2 separate regions of the Homo sapiens genome follow, and region 1 is linked to region 2. The links are chromatin loops, found by intact Hi-C in ENCODE. Cell type or tissue: psoas muscle. All regions are shown on one strand.

Region 1 (8,000 bases), 410 kb before region 2:
AACTTAGGTTTTGGACAAATGAAGAGTTCAATGGCTGTTAATTGTCACAGGCAAGAAAAGAAGGAAAACCAAAAGTTGATAAATGTTAACTCAACAATTATAGTCTTTACACAGCTTGCCTTAAAACTGCTCCAGTTCAGACTTACTCTGTTCAAAAGTGAATATACAGAACGTTAGTGTATCTCTCTATTTAAATCTCAGTCTCAGTACTAATCTTCTACCTCCATGAAACATACACAACAAAACAAAAGGAAGAGCTAGGGATTTGGGAAGAGGCACTTCCAGAAAAAAAGAAAGTGACGATTATTTCAGATTTGAATTTACCATTTTTACCATTTTTTCTGTTTCAAGGTCCCAGATAATATACATTTCTTCATTAATTATTCATTTTCTGAGTGCCTACTATGGCTGGAGTACTCTATTCGATTTCAAGCTTAGAGAGAGATTGAAACAGAAACAGTAACAGTCCCTGCCCATCTCACCCTTCATTAACTTGCTGTGTGGAAGACAAGCATACAGACTGGACCCTCATGAGGCAATGGTAGTAGGGCCCACAGGGAGGTGTGCTACTGAAGCACCCTGAGGGCCTGGAGCCCACCATGCCCGTGGAGAGAGGTGCTCCTGAGGAGACAGAGTTCTGTGCGTTCTCCCTATGGAGTCCTGCATTTACTAGATTTCAATCCTCTTCCCCTGACTGATTTCAATCCACACACCCTCCCACTATTTTTTTTTTTTTTAAATAATAATAGGCTTTCTGCCCCAACTAAAGGAATTTTAGGCTTCTGCAACAAGTGGAGGAGGCATTTTGAAGATGGGACACAAAGAAGTCTTCTTTCTCCAGATCCAGAAGTCAGGCCTTGTAAGAATTCAAGCCAAAAAAAGTTCATCCATGGGAAAAACGGTTCTTCTATCATCCAGCACGTATTTGTGCCAACAGAGCTGAGGGACTTGAGTAATTCAAGAGGCTAGGGGTTGGGGGGCAGATGTGTCCAGTGGCTCCCACAGCCCCGCCGTCCTGAAAGTCACGCCAGTTAATGTGCCTCGGGGTGGATCAGCCCTCCCGACAGATGACTACTAGGAAATTAATCCCCAGTTAATAATGTGCTTTGGACCAAGTAAGTCAAGATTATTTTTCCTACAATTATACAAAGATATGCTTTTCCAGAAGGGAACTTCTGGAAAAAGAACAAATAACACTATGCTTAAAATATTATTCACATATTTAGAGAAGAAAGAACTTAAAATAGCAGAAGACCTGAATACCATGATCCACGGTGCCCACCCCTGGGAGCATGTCTTTGTGTGAGACAAGACCTAGCACAGCAGGGCTGGCTTTCTAAGGGTACGGTGAGGCACCACTGAACTCATCAAGGAACTATGCCTAGTCTTGCCCCTCTGGTTTATGTCACCAGTATCAAAGAGAGAGGACCTCTGGATGCCTGAATGAGGCAAGAACTAATGTGAAGGCCTCAGCTGCCTTAAGAGAATTATGCCCTGATCTGGCACAGTGACGAATGTCTGTGGTTATACTGCTCGTGCCGCTGGTGTGCTGCTGGTGAGGTGGTGGGGTGTGGGTGTCTTTTAAGGAAAGCGCTACTATTTTAGCTCTCTTCCACTCCAGCTCTACAAATCAGTGCAAGTCTAGTTCAGGCAGGGTCAAACCATTTTGTTCACCTACTTTCCTGCCAGTGATTTCAACCTTGACCTTCAAAAATGCTCTGCAAGATTAAAAGTGATTTAAGATTGTTTTCTTTCAGTGCAAACTGCCAGTTGATACAACCTCTTCAGTTTCTGCCTGCCAGTATAAGATAGGGAATTGTTGATACTATTTAGTGTAAATAAAATAATTTCTTAAACATTGAAATACCAGTAACAGCTGGGGGAGGACTCACCGTTAGTCAATTACACTTATGAAACTTTCAAATAGAAATTTTATTTTCAGTGGATTCTGTTTTTCTTTCTTAACTGCAAAATCAGCAAGTCATTGGTTAAAAAGTATACTCTCCCCGCTTGAAGTCAAACAAGTATTCACCCTAAGAGGCAAAGTCCAGTATCTACAGTAAAAACTGGTAAGTAGTTGTTATTGTTTGTTTCAGAAATTATGCTAAAATCTAAAATATAAATTTTACAAATTTTCTTGAGGCAGAGAACTGCCACACCTAAGATGTCAGAACAATGAAACCACGTTTATAAAAAATGGTTTTTAGGCTCAAAAATTAGAAGAAAGAAATGTAACAGTTTTTTTGTTCCTCCCTTTTGCTTCATGGATAATCTTATCAGACCTTCAGACTTCATTAGCAGACAATTAATAGTCATCATACTTTTAAGAAATCTTTTAGTTTGATCATTGTATTTGAGTTTGTCTAACCAGAAATGGAACAGACTTAAAACCTGTAAACTGTACTTTGATAAACTGATTCCATGTTTTAAATGAAAATTTTTCATTTATGAAGGAAGATAATGTGAACTTTAAGTCATAGGACTTTAGGATATTTTTTAAAAGTACATTATTTCCAAGGTCATCATAGTATCAGATTAATGGATTGTTATAGCAGCCTATAATGGGTATTCAAATGAAAAAGCTCTGATATTTTAAAACAATTGTTTCTATATTGAAAATAGTGTTAACAATATGGCATCTAAGGATCTTACCTTAGGAAGCCTTCCCTCCATGTCCTTGTTTGGAAATGGTTCTTGACTGACCCAGACAAAGAGTTCTGGGTAATAAACCTATAGAGACACAAAAGCATACACATTCAGATTAAAAACAGGATCCACTCTGAAACTACACGGGATAACCTTAATGAGCTCAATTCTCCTCAATGGTTACTTATTCCCGACTACCACTTAGAGCACTGGGGAAACCATTAACTCTTTCAAACTGTTAGTGTGCTTCTGAACACGCACTGCACTCAGGAGAGTTTCAGCTCGATGTCTTCCAAGATTAAGTCCAATAAAGCAGAGATATCAATCAATGTTATTTTTAGCAGGCAAAGTAGCAGCTTCATGGTATGTCTGGCTGAGTGCACTAAGTCATCGGGGAGGTCTAACTTTCAAAGGATTCTATAAGTATCCTTGCAAAACTCCATCAAACACTGTTAAGGGTTATTCTGATCATTTATTAGAAGGCCAAAGATTATGAATAAAATAAAAGAGGAAAGAAAGCAGCAGCCCAGATTCTCTCCAAGTCCATGTGGCCAGTGACAACACATTCTGCCCAGCTGCCTGAAACAGCCAAGTGTCTGAGGGAGGGGCGGGAGATAGGTGTCATCACCATGAATGATTCAGAGAATACTAGCTGATGAATTCGGTGGTGGGAGGGGGTGGAGCGAGGGAGTGGAACTGAGTAACTCTTCTTTAAATATACAAAGGATGATTAGCATAAGGTTGCCGACCAGCTGTTCTCCATCTTCAAGTAATGACAGGAGAGGGGAAAGGCCTTAAAATTACAACTAAGATTTGGGTCAGCTCTAAGGAAGAACTCAGCATAAGAATTGTCAAATTACTAAAAGAAATTAGAGAAAAACTGTGAAATCTTCTTTAAAAAATTTAGAAACAGAATCCAACAACCATCTGTCAGGGCTAATTCACATTTAATATAGTTCTGATTGAAAGCAGAGTGAAATTAGGTAAGATTCCCTCCAGATCAGATTCTCCAAATTCTGCAATAAATAAGCCTCACATTTAATAAACAACAATTAAGAGTCACACCTCATTAACAGATTAACAAACAGACTTAGATGTGTGTTTACATTTTGGTTTTGGAAGCCGTAATTGAGGTAACCTAATCATTGAGTTGACTGTAATGCTTGGTATACCCCGATCAATCCATTTTGTCAGGGAATCTAGGGTAGGAAATGTAGATGGCTAAGTGTGTTCACTCTTCGGAATAATTGAACAGTAACTAACTATCTTTGCTCTACACCAGTGACATTTGTAGCACATCCTAGCTTACAAAGCAATTTTGCATACATTACTTAATTTGTCCTGATGATAAGCCAATAATATTGGTCTTATCATTAAACAAATGAAGAAATTGAAACTCAAAAAGGTCGACTTGCCCCAAGTCACACAGGTAGTGTAGGGTAGGACTGAAACTCACACTAGGTTTCCAGATTCTAAACTTCAGTTCCTTCCACTATCCTGCTGCCCTCGCATTATCCCAGAATGCAAATCGCCTACCACCACTCCCTCAAAATTATACCAGTCCACAGCCGCCACCCACGTTTGGGTCTTAAAGAGAGCTCATTCTGCAAGAGCTAGAACTATTTTCTTTTTGGACTGGGTCTGTTTTCTGAGCCATGTGGTTCCCCTCACCCCAACCACCTTACTTTTCCACATATTCCTCTCCTGTGCCCAGCTCCTTCAGAAAGTAATCCACCATCTGCCTTGTTTGGGACAAGCAGCCACTTCTGACATTTCCTTTATCCAGGAATGGGTGAAGAAAACAAAATAATCTCAAATACACAAGCTTTTTTCAGACTTATAACAAAGTCACAGCACACAAAAGCCCAGTTTGGGCTCAACTTTAGGGGACCCCAAGTTTGAATCTACTGTTAAATTCACTTCATATAAATGGATATAAAGTGATTACATTTCTATATTACCACTTTAAAAATCATATTTCAAGTACAGTCTTAAAATATTAGTGAGAAATTAAGTTCTGTTGGAAACCAAAAACGTTGATAAAAGTACATGTAAAAACTTTGTAGGCACAGGAAGCAAAGAAAAGCAAGGTCAGGTAAGTATTGTCATTCTTGCGTTCTTGTGCTTTTCTGGGATATTCCATTTTAACGAAATGACACTGCTTTAACATTTAACTTCTAAGCATCATTACTAAAACCACCAAAGTCTAATTTGTAGGGGAAAATAGCTTGCCTTTCAGAAATTATTACACCTATTCTAACAATCTGTTGTTCTAAGAACTCTCCATTTGCTAAAAAAAAAAAAAACAAAAACAAAAACAAAAAAAAAGCCAATGACTTTTGCCAAAGAACTTGGGAACATGAATATCTGACAGCAAAACACACATGACTAAGGAAACTTTCTCCCTTACTTCATATTTGTTACACTGACCAAGGCTTTTTTTTTCACTATTAGGCATTTTTAGCACATTAGGCATTTTTTAGTATTTGAATCATCAAGTAATCATTGTATACTTTTAGAAAAATGAACGTTGCTTTGGCCTTCTGGTAGTTTTCCAATCTCCTTCAAAGTCAGAACCTTAAGCCAAAAATGGCAGGGACAGAGGAGTCTCAGTTACATTCTTAAAACCTGCTTGGCTGGTATCTAAGAACTCAGCATATCCCTAGACATAGTACCTAAAGGAGATATTTAAACTTTTCATTTTTTTAAGCACAGCTAGTTTTAAGAAACCGTGGTAAATTACTGGAAACAAATATGATCTATCTGCATTACAGCATTGTTCTTTCTTATACCTGCAGTATTTTGAGACTCTAAAGTGAAGAGCTTAAGAGAAAAGATCTATTGACAATCATTAATTACCTTTGCTCTCAAATGATTCAGACCTGACCTTTGGTATTCCGCAAGGGCCTGAACTTCCATTCCATTCCCAGTGCTGGATGTGGAGAATGGGTGATCCCAAGCAACAATCATTTGCCTTTCTGTCAAAAGCTGTCTCGGTTTAAATGTACTGTATTTTCTTTGCCTCTTCTTCTCATCGGAACATGTTCTAGTCTACTCGCCAGGTGCTACTTCTGGCAGTCAGAAATAGTGCCACTTTTCAACTTCAAGTTTCTTACCAACCTTTTTTGCATTCATGCAGCAAGAGTTCATGAAATAGCTGCAAAGTGCTGGACACTGTTAGGTTGTGGGAATTGCAAGAGAAACAGAGTTTCTGCCTTCTAGATGCTCACGTCTGGGGGTGGGGCAGGTACAGCAGGGGTGATCAATCCACAAAAATTTACTTTTAAAAATGTGTTATGGGCTGACTTGTATCACCTCAAAATTCATATGGGGAAGTCCTAACCACCAATACCTCAGAATGTGATTGTATTTGGAAACAGGATCTTTGCAGAGGCAATTAAGTTAAAATAAGGACATCATCAGGGTGGGCCCTAATCTCAAGTGACCCATGTCCTTCTAAGAAGAGATTAGGACACAGATACACAGAGGAAAGACCATATGAAGACACAGGGAGAAGACAGCCATCTACAAGCCCAGAAGGGAGGCCTCAGAAGAAACCAACCCTGCCAACATCTTGATCTCAGACTTCCAGCGTCCAGATTGTTAGAAAATAAATTTCTGTTGTGTAAGCTGCCCAGTCTGTGGCACTTTGTTATGGCAGCCCTCGCAAACTAAACACAGTGTGCTTTTTAAGGGCAACAACAAAAAAGAAATATATAGGTTAAGTCAAATGTAATAGCTGCTGGAACATCTATCAACAGACTAAACAACAAACAAAACCAACATTTAGCATAATATCCAGTAGTGCTGTCAACAAAGGAAATGGGGGTGGCAGTGAGCACATCTGGGAGGGCATTTGATGGCTGTCAGAATCAGCCAAGGAAGATGATAGAAGGGTGAGGGATAAGTGCAGAATAAGCTCCATGCAGGCAAGTGGCCCTGTAGCCAGGTCTCCCTGCAGCTCCTAGGGGCCACAGCAGTAACAAGACCCACATGAACCCATGAGTTTCTGTGCCCTCAGTTTTCTAACTAGTTCAGAATATTAGGAACTGACAATGACCCTATCACTGAAGCTTTTGAGTGCTGATAATATGAGGGTCAGAAAACTGGTAAGCTGATCCATCTATCTAGAGTCCATCTGTGCTTGCTGAACTGTAAAGCTGCCCATTCTTCTTGGTGCTCATCAACTGACACTCCAAACATGGACACGTGGCTGATACTGCATTCCATTCATTCATTGTCTGAATTCAAGTTTGTGTTTTTCATGAAGGCCAATTAAATTAACTTTCTTTTTGACACTTCATTGAATTCTCTATTGTTGTTTCGGTGGTTTGCATCTAGAAAATTTAAGCGTTCTGGGTATGGGAATACCTCAAAACTGTTGTTTCATTAAACAAACCAAAGTTTGCATTAATCTTCACAAAAAGTATGTCTTCTTTTAAAACTGCTTTTTCCATGTATACAATAAACAATTGTTTTTGCCCAAATAAAATCCTCAAAACCCTCTAGAATACTATTCTTCCAGAAGTCTATTAGAAAATCAGAAAAGCAAATCGTACCTTCAACAATTGAGAAAACAAAAATGCTAGTTAAAAAAAAAAAAGTAGAGGGAAGGAAAATTTTGTTACTTTAATTTGGAGAATATGCAACAGTTTTGTTTGAATTCTGGGGAAGTTTGAGTGTTTATACTTGTCACTGAATATATTGGTTAATGCATCTTTTTCTATGATGCTATATTTATCTCACTGACAATTAGGTTGAAAAACAACAGAACGTCATAAAGAACCACACTGGTTTAAAATATACTAATCATGACTTGTATTTAGATATCCTTGATCAATTCTTAGGAAATACCAATTTTATGCTTTTGGGTATAATTAATATACTTAAACCCACTATATATTTAAATATTACTTATAGTGAAAATGTGCTATTTCGTACTGATTCTCTTGAATGTATTGATAGTTGGGTAAGTTTCAATATTCTATCACAGCATACAAATTGGAAATAAAATACTCAGGGTTTTGTCCCTCCCTTCCTTCTTTCCTTTCTTTTGAGGCTTGTTTTACTCTTTGGACAGTGCATCATGAAAAATAACTGCATTTTTAAAGTCTATAAAGTAATTAGCTCACCGGTAATTATTGCTTAGTATAAACTATTATTAATAGCTGACAACTAGTGCTCCAAATGAGAAAAATGAAATGTGGGAAAATTCAGAGACCAGTCCCCCAAGGTCCTAAAAAATATGCAAACTAGATTATTGCTTAAATTATTTTTCAAACACTTTTTAAGCTTTTCATTTCAAAATTTGCTATTTATTTTTCAATGGCATGGTCCAAATACAGAATCAATCT
Region 2 (8,000 bases):
TTTCTTAACTTTTGAAGTGTATGCACATAATACCTTTCATAATAGAATAGTTGTGTTCCCATTGTTTCCATGCCTTTCTATATCCACTCTCCTTGACTTTTCAGTTCCTCTCATTAAGAATAGAGACTATTTCCTCATTCCTTGAAACTGGGCCAAGAAAATGCTTCAGAAGTAGTTGCGTGCCAGTGCCAAGAGTGAGCCATGAGAGGATTCACATGCCTCCACTCACTCATTTGGCACCTGCTTGAAACTAGCTAGGGTTAGCCTGCTGGAGAGGCAATATCCACTCTTGTGTGCCCAGGTGACCAAACTCTACACCTATGAATGAGGCCACCCTAGACTAGTAAGTCCTAGAAATCTGCCAACTTACCGCAGACTCGTTAGCAAGCCCATTTATGATCACCTGAGCCTGGTCCAGACCACAGTTACCCAACCAAGACAAAGACTTGTGAGTTAAACAAATTATTGTTTCAAGCCACTCAGTTTCAGGGCAGTTAGTCATACAGTTATAGCAAACTGATACAGGTACTACATAGGTTGTTGTGAAGATTAAATGAAAAAAATATGTAATGCACTTACTGCAGTGCCTAACATATAGTAGATTCTTAATGGATTGTTGCTACTTTTATTATCATCATACCAAAATGATCTGTTTTTATGTTAATGAAGTAATAGTTCATGACAGTGCTTTTTCTAATATTTCTTTCTGAAGGCTGTATTAGTCAGGATATAAATGACAAATACAAATCAACTTAAATTTTAAAAGGAGTGGTTCATTAGCACTGATGTCAGACAGACTGAGATCCAGACCTCAATATCACCATTTCTCCCCTATCTTCCCTGTCTCTCTTTGTGTTGGCCTCATTCTTACTATTGCAGACAGGCTTTCTCTACAAGAGATAAAGTCAGCCATCCTCAGCTATTCTTCTAGTGCCAGGAACATAGAAGCAACAGCAATTTTCCCTATTGACTCCAATATAGAAAAGTCCCAGACAAGGGCTCCAATTGGCCCAGCTTGAGTCACGTGTTAATACCTGAACCAACCACAGCAGCCAAGGAGGTGGGGCTCTCTGTCCACATCACTTCATGTGCTGACCCTGTATAAACAGGGAGAAAGCAGAGTCTGCACTGAAGACATAGAAAAGAAGGGGGAAATGTGCTCAGTTGCCAAAGACAATACTACCAGAAGCCTGGAATAATAAATTATGCTATGGCCACCCTCCAATTCACCCCTTATTATCACTGGACTGGATCTTTGGACTTGAAGCCTATAGTCCACTAAGGCAGAAAATAAACTGCCTTCAGAAACAGAATTCAGGGCTCTGTGCCTACTTTTCTCCCTATAATCATTCCTTAAAATTATTTTAACCACCCTGATATGGAGCAGCCCTGGGAATATGAGGGAAATCAACCCAATAGATATGTACTTTTAAGGAAAAGCATTTTATTATACTTAACTTCCCATTCTTTTACCAACATACAAATATTCTTATTGCACTCTCATAGAGCTTTTGGTGTTCTAGACACTGAGATTTTATTTTATTTATTTTGAGACAGTGTCTCACCCTGTTGTCCAGACTGGAGTACAGTGGTGCAATCACGGCTCACTGCAACCTTGACCTCCCAGGGCTTAGATGATCCTCCCACCTCAGTTTCCCAAGTAGCTGGGACTACAGGTGTGTGCCACCACACTCAGCTAATTTTTTGTAGAGATGAGTTTTGCCAAGTTGCCCAGGCTGGTCTTGAACTCCTGGGCCCAAGCAATCTGCCAGCCTCAACTTCTTAAACTGATGGGATTACAAGTATGAGCCACCGCGCCTGGTCTTGGTTGGATACAGAGATTTTAGAGGCTTTACTGGCCATGGCTGAATTTACACCTAATCCTCAAAGATGATATCTTTTGTGAGCTGGATCGTAGGATTGTAGAGATAGAAGAAAACCTAGAGGTCATTTATATCTAAATTGGGTGAAAGTAGCAATGACATCCCAGGTGATAGACATTGGGGCCATGGGTGTTGCAATTGTTGCTACTGCTGTTATAGTTGAATGTGTGACATAAATGTCACATGTATGAATATGTAATCTTGTGCCCATGCCCCACTTGAGGTTATAGCACCTAGAATTGAAAAGAGGGTAGTCCAGCCTGCAGGAGAAGAGGGAGGGGATCCCCTCACTCCTTTGCCATGCCACACTTTTTAATCAATGAAACCTAAGTTAACATTAACTTTGTTTAAAAAAAGTAAGTTAATTCTGGCTGTGCGTGGTGGTGACTCATGCTTGTAATCCCGGCACTTTGGGAGGCCGAGGTGGGCGTATCACTTGAGGTCAGGAGTTTGAGACCAGCCTGGCCAACATGGCGAAACCCTGTCCCTACTAAAAATACAAAAATTAGCCAGGCGTGGTGGCACAAACCTGTAATCCCAGCTACTTGGGAGGCTGAGGTGGGAGAATCACTTGAACCTGGGAGGTGGAGGTTGCAGTGAGCCAAGATCACATTGCTGCACTCCAGCCTGGGCAACAGAGTGAGGTTATATAAAGTGTGGTTCATCTTAATTTGATAACGGAGATTTTATGTAAAATCTCTTCTGCACCACCATTTTAGAGATCTTACTTGAAGTGCTGACTTGTCAATGACAGAGATACTGAAGAAACTGCTAAATGAATGCTATTTGAGATGGAGATTTTGTATTTTTATGAATCAAAATAAATAAATAAAAATAAGTTAACTCTGCTGACAGCCATTGTACACAACTGATTTATACTATCTTCACTGCCAACTACATTTCCTGTCTTCTTCAGATTTGTCACAGCTACTTATCCTGTATACATGCTATTGACTTTAGGACACATGTAGTGGCCTTTACATGTAGTCTCTTTAAAACAATTCTTGCTATACTACCAAGTTTAACCAGCCTAAGACTTAGGATCTTGATTTGACCATTTAATTTATTCTATTTAATTTCACATCATCCCAAATTTGATAAACGTGCATACAACATCCTCAACCAAATCACTGTAAAAAGAATTAAAGAAAAAGGCCAAGAACAACCCTAGACACATTCCTCCATTTGATATCAATCTATTAAATAGCTATTGAGACAATTATCAATATACATAATTACACTTACATCCCAGCCCCAATATCACTTCATCCAGAAGTGTATTATGAGAGACCTTCTGAAGTGCCTTGTTCAAACTCAGATTTCCAAGTTCTCTGCCCTTTCTAGGTCTGGAGGTCTGGACACCCTGTTAAAGAAAAAAGTTTGCTGTGACAAGTGTCAAACCCAATCTGGCTTCTCATGAAGTAGGTGCTACTGCCTCTAGGGACTACTCACCCATTCATCTGATAGGGTCTTACAGAATCGAGACCACATTCACTATTGTAGACCAAAGTTTATTGAAATTACTACTCCCCCTTTTTAGAAATGTCAAGCATCGCGATCCTCAAACTTCTGCCTTTCAGCCATTCTTGGGCTCACCATGATTTCTGGGAAGGTTTCATATTCTCAATTTCAAGTTCAGAAATATAACTCACCCATTTGACAGACTTCAGATCTCTAATGGAACAGCTGCAATTCTCTTTCAGTGGCTAAAACCAAATACTAACATTAATACATGAACAGCCCACTCATTAGAAACCCAGGTTTTGTGTTTAGTGCTGTTTGAGTAATTCTGTGTCCCACAGGAGCAGAGGATCTTCCAACGCTGTTTGCGCTCCCCAAAGACTCTTGCACCATCAAGCTAACAGCAAGGTTACTGACGGAAACAGATTTTTCTAAAAATATCCTTGGCAATGTGTGGACATGAAACACATGCCACATATATTTAGTCATAAAAATATAAAAAATTTATTTTTGTCTAGCAACTATTTATTTCCAGATGTGTGACTAAGCACAGCAACCAAATCATACCTGACTTAAAAAAAAATTAAGACCAGTCGAGCTGCCTAACCACAGAAGAAAGGTCTATTAATAATTTAACCCTCGTTGCTACTGGCAAGCTGGCTGCAGACTGAAGCACCAGCTTTATCCTCCTGGTTAGCTTAGAACATAGAGTCTGCAGTACAGGAATCTTACCACTCAAAGATGTTTCATACTTGTCTGAATTGGAATGCATAAGATGTAACCTTAACAGGTCTTTTCTATTAATTAGACGAGACTTTTATTTAAAGAAAAGCCTCACCTTGGAAAAACAAGTATGAAAAATATAAAAACCAGGTTTAAAACACCTGGAAAATGTGGTGATTCTACTCCAATATGACTATTCAGTTGTTCATTTATTCCAATTAAAGTGTAATCCTGTAATGTGTAAAGTGTAATGTGCTGCTCTAAATTAGTGTGGGTTTTGTGCTTGGCTTGTACTGCCACCTGGTGGTTTTCTACATGTAGTAACATCAGACCCAGGAATGTCTTGAATTAGTATTCATTTAGCAGTCTATTCAGTATCTCTGTCATTGACAAGTCAGCACTTCAAGTACGATCTATAAAATGGTGGTGGAGAAGAGATTTTACATAAAATCTGTGTTATCAAATTAAGACAAACCACACCTTATTTAATCACATCATTTTTATGTGAACACATTTAGCATAAAGATTAGCAAATCTGAGCCGGGTGCGGTGACTCACGCCTGTAATCCCAGCACTTTGGGAGGCCGAGGCAGGCGGATCACCTGAGGTCAGGAGTTCGAGACCAGCCTGGCCAACATAGTGAAACCCCTTCTCTACTAAAAGTACAAAAATTAGCCGGGTGTGGTGGCATGTGCCTGTGGTCTCAGCTACTTGGGAGGCTGAGGCAGTAGAATCACGAACCCGGGAGGCAAAGGCTGCAGTAAGCCAAGACTGCACCACTGCACTCCAGCCTGGGCAACAGAACGAGACTCTGTCTCAAGAAAAAAAAAAAAAAGATTAGCAAATCCATAATGAAAATTCCATAAGAGAAAAAAATTTAAGGGTAATTACACCCCCAAAATAAGAAAAAAATGAATGAAAAAGACAAGGCCTTTCCAAATATAGGCCTACCTGGCTTTTGATAAAAACAGGCCTAGCGCGGTGGCTCACGCCTGTAATGCCAGCATTACAGCATTTGAGACCAGCCTGGCCAACGTGGTGAAACCTTGTCTCTACTAAAAATACAAAAATTAGCTGGGCAAAATGGCACATGACTTTAGTCCCAGCTACTTGGGAAGCTGAGGCAGGAGAATTGCATGAACCCAGGAGGTGGAGGCTGCAGTGAGCTGAGATGGTGCCACTGCACTCCAGCCTGGGTGACAGAGTGAAAAAACAAAAATAAATTAAAAAATAAACGCAAACACCAGAAAATTGGGAGTTAAATAGTATTACTATAATATAATAGTATTACTATATAATATAATAATATAATAGTATTACTATATAATATAATAATATAATAGTATTACTATATAATATAATAATATAATAGTATTACTATATAATATAATAATATAGTTTAGTAGTATTACTATACAAAAGTAGTTTCCATAGGTTTCTTTGATATGTTTTAGAATTCATGTTTCTCTTTTGTGAAATGTCTCTTTTTGACTTTGGCTCTGATGATTTCCCAGTGTTCATATGGATAAATGTGAATATTTTAAAATTAGGGTTATATTTCTTTTAATTACATTTATTATAAGAATTTTACCAATTGATACATGGAATTTTCTTTAATTATTACTTTAGTGACAGAACAGTTTTAGATTTTCCCAAATCAAGACTACCAATTATTTTCTTATTCCATTTTTTTATTTATTTTTTAAATACATTTTATTCTGAAAGGTAATATTTGTTTTGAAAGGTAACACTTTCTCATGGTTCAAAAGGGAAGAAAAGTCTCTGTTACTTCATCATTCATTGTAACCAGTTTCTTGCCACCTCTGAGAAACAGCCATTGATTTTTATGTTTAGTAAGTTTTTTTTACAATAAAATATTTTCACTTAGCCTTTCTATCGTGATTTTTTCCATTTAATTTTTAAACTACATAGACATTATTTTGCTTTTTAATATCAAGTAAATCTCTTTTTTGTTTTTTCCAAATGGCAAATCACTGTTGCCAGCAATGTGTGTTGGATAAGTCCTCCCTCCTCTGCTGATTTGGGATATTTACTTTAAGACTAAGGTCCAGCATACACTAAGAACTGTTTCTGAGTTATATCTTCCATTTCATTGACAGGGAATGCCTGTGCAATTACCATGCTAATTTAATTATCTTGTAAAATTCAGAATATTTCATATCTAGTATTTTAAAAGGAGTTAATACTCCTTCACTACTATTTTTCTAAATTGTTCTGGGTGAATTTGTGCAGCAGCAATAGAAAAAGAATTGTTCTGGCTATTCTCATCATCTTATTATTTTAAACGAACTACTGAATATAATTTTGTCAGGTTCCCAAAGAATTAGATCAAGTTACTTTAAGAAAGAGACTCTGGCCAGGCACAGTGGCTTATGCCTGTAATCCCAGCACTTTGGGATGCTGAGACAGGAGGATCATTTGAGGTCAGGACTTGAGCCTGACCACATGATGAAACACTGTCTCTACTAAAAATACAAAAATATTAGCCAGGCGTGGTGGCACGTGCCTGTATTCCCAGCTACTTGGGAGGCTGAGGCAGGAGAATCGCGTGAACCTGGGAGGCAGAGGTTACAGTGAGCTGAGATCGCGCCACTGCACTCCAGCCTGGGCAACAGACCGAGACTCCATTTCAAAAAGAAAAAGAGAGACTTTGTGAGCACTCTAAATTATGAATTATTTTGGAAAGAATTGTTACGTTTATACATAGCTTGTTAGTTGAAAAAGCAGGATTAGTGATAAGCCCTTCTAATGTTCTTAAACTGGATAGTTTTTCAAGGAACAAATTGAAAAAACCTCAAAAGGTGCTTTGTGCCTGCAATATGGCAGTAGAGCTACGCAGAGAAATCCTATAATTCAGAACAAATAAAAATACTGGATAAAATATTTTAAAATATTGTTCTAAATGCGTGTCTGAGTTGGCTGAAAAATATGGGACGTCCTGAGAGGCCACAAATAAAAAATAACAGGAATCCAAAGCAAGTTCTGGAGCTGGGATTTGCCTGGGACATTTGCTCACCCCAGTGGCTTATTGCTTAGGCTTCATAGGGCCACTTGGGAGTTAGGAGATAAGACATGAGGCCTGTGCAAAATGTGATAGGATTATGACCCACGCATAACGTCTGTTCCCTGAAAGGTAACATCCTCAGTAAGTGAATGGAAAGGAGGGAGATCACCCTACAGAAGAGAAACAGTAGGGATGATTAGCCTATGTAGTATGAAAAATGATAAAACAGGGAGGAAAGTTTTCCTTGAAAATGACTAACACCAGCCCTCCCTCATGTAGGATGGGGTAAGAATTTACACTTATGTGTAGTCTGAGTGCTCCCAAGTCAGTGATACTCCAAGTACTCAGCAAAAACAAACATAAAGGCTTTCTAGAGGAACAGACTCAAATGGTTATCACAAATTAATTTCCAAACAACATCAGTTCACATTGAAAAAGAAAATGACAAACCCACGAGAAAATGGGCAACAAGTGACAGTCAGCTAAAACAGAGTTAGACCCTGTCAATCAGAGTATCAGAGTATTGAATAGTGTGTTTCATCTATTTCAAGACATAAAAGAGGGTGCATAACAAAAAAGCAAAAGATATCCTAAATTACCTACATCTTTGAAAAAAAACAAAGGGAACTCCTAGAAAAATAATGTATAATAACTGACATTAAAAACTCAGTATTAACAGCTGAAAAGAGAATTAGTGAGTTGGAAGATAAAGCTGAAGAAGACAAACACCAAGTCTCTGATTCAGGAATCCCAGTTAATCATAGCTAGGTTAAATAAAAAGAAACTCACATCTACTCATATTGTAATAAAATTCAGATCATCCAAGAAAAAGAGAAGAAAAGACAGATTATTTGGCAAGGAACAACCATTAGACTGACCTGTGACTTTTTCCATAAAATGTAAGGCAT

The links. A loop is a pair of places that touch in the nucleus more often than their neighbours do. Peaks named below come from ENCODE experiments on the same cell type or tissue, not always from the same donor. Only the 100,000 strongest peaks of a DNase experiment are listed, where the experiment ranks them.
Region 1: it touches region 2 in a loop (4-fold over the local background); 5 of 110 quality-filtered maps call a loop at or near these places.

What each region holds. Positions count from the first base shown.
Region 1 is chr5:111,732,778-111,740,777 of GRCh38, forward strand. It overlaps NREP (neuronal regeneration related protein), which reads right to left. Exons shown (of 4, transcript NM_004772.4): 3 at 2,653-2,730. STARD4-AS1 (STARD4 antisense RNA 1) reads left to right here. Exons shown (of 7, transcript NR_040093.1): 6 at 1-2,069; 7 at 5,527-6,949. Among named protein-coding and RNA genes, the nearest start is that of NREP, 20 kb to the right of the region's middle. In psoas muscle, no CTCF peak of the experiment used is centred here; a DNase peak (open chromatin) is centred at 3,294; H3K4me3 peaks cover 716 bases; H3K27ac peaks cover 4,270 bases.
Region 2 is chr5:112,142,753-112,150,752 of GRCh38, forward strand. It overlaps a transcript of EPB41L4A not described here. Among named protein-coding and RNA genes, the nearest start is that of EPB41L4A-AS1, 14 kb to the right of the region's middle. In psoas muscle, a CTCF peak has its summit at 4,365 (motif pointing left); a DNase peak (open chromatin) is centred at 3,719; H3K27ac peaks cover 1,569 bases.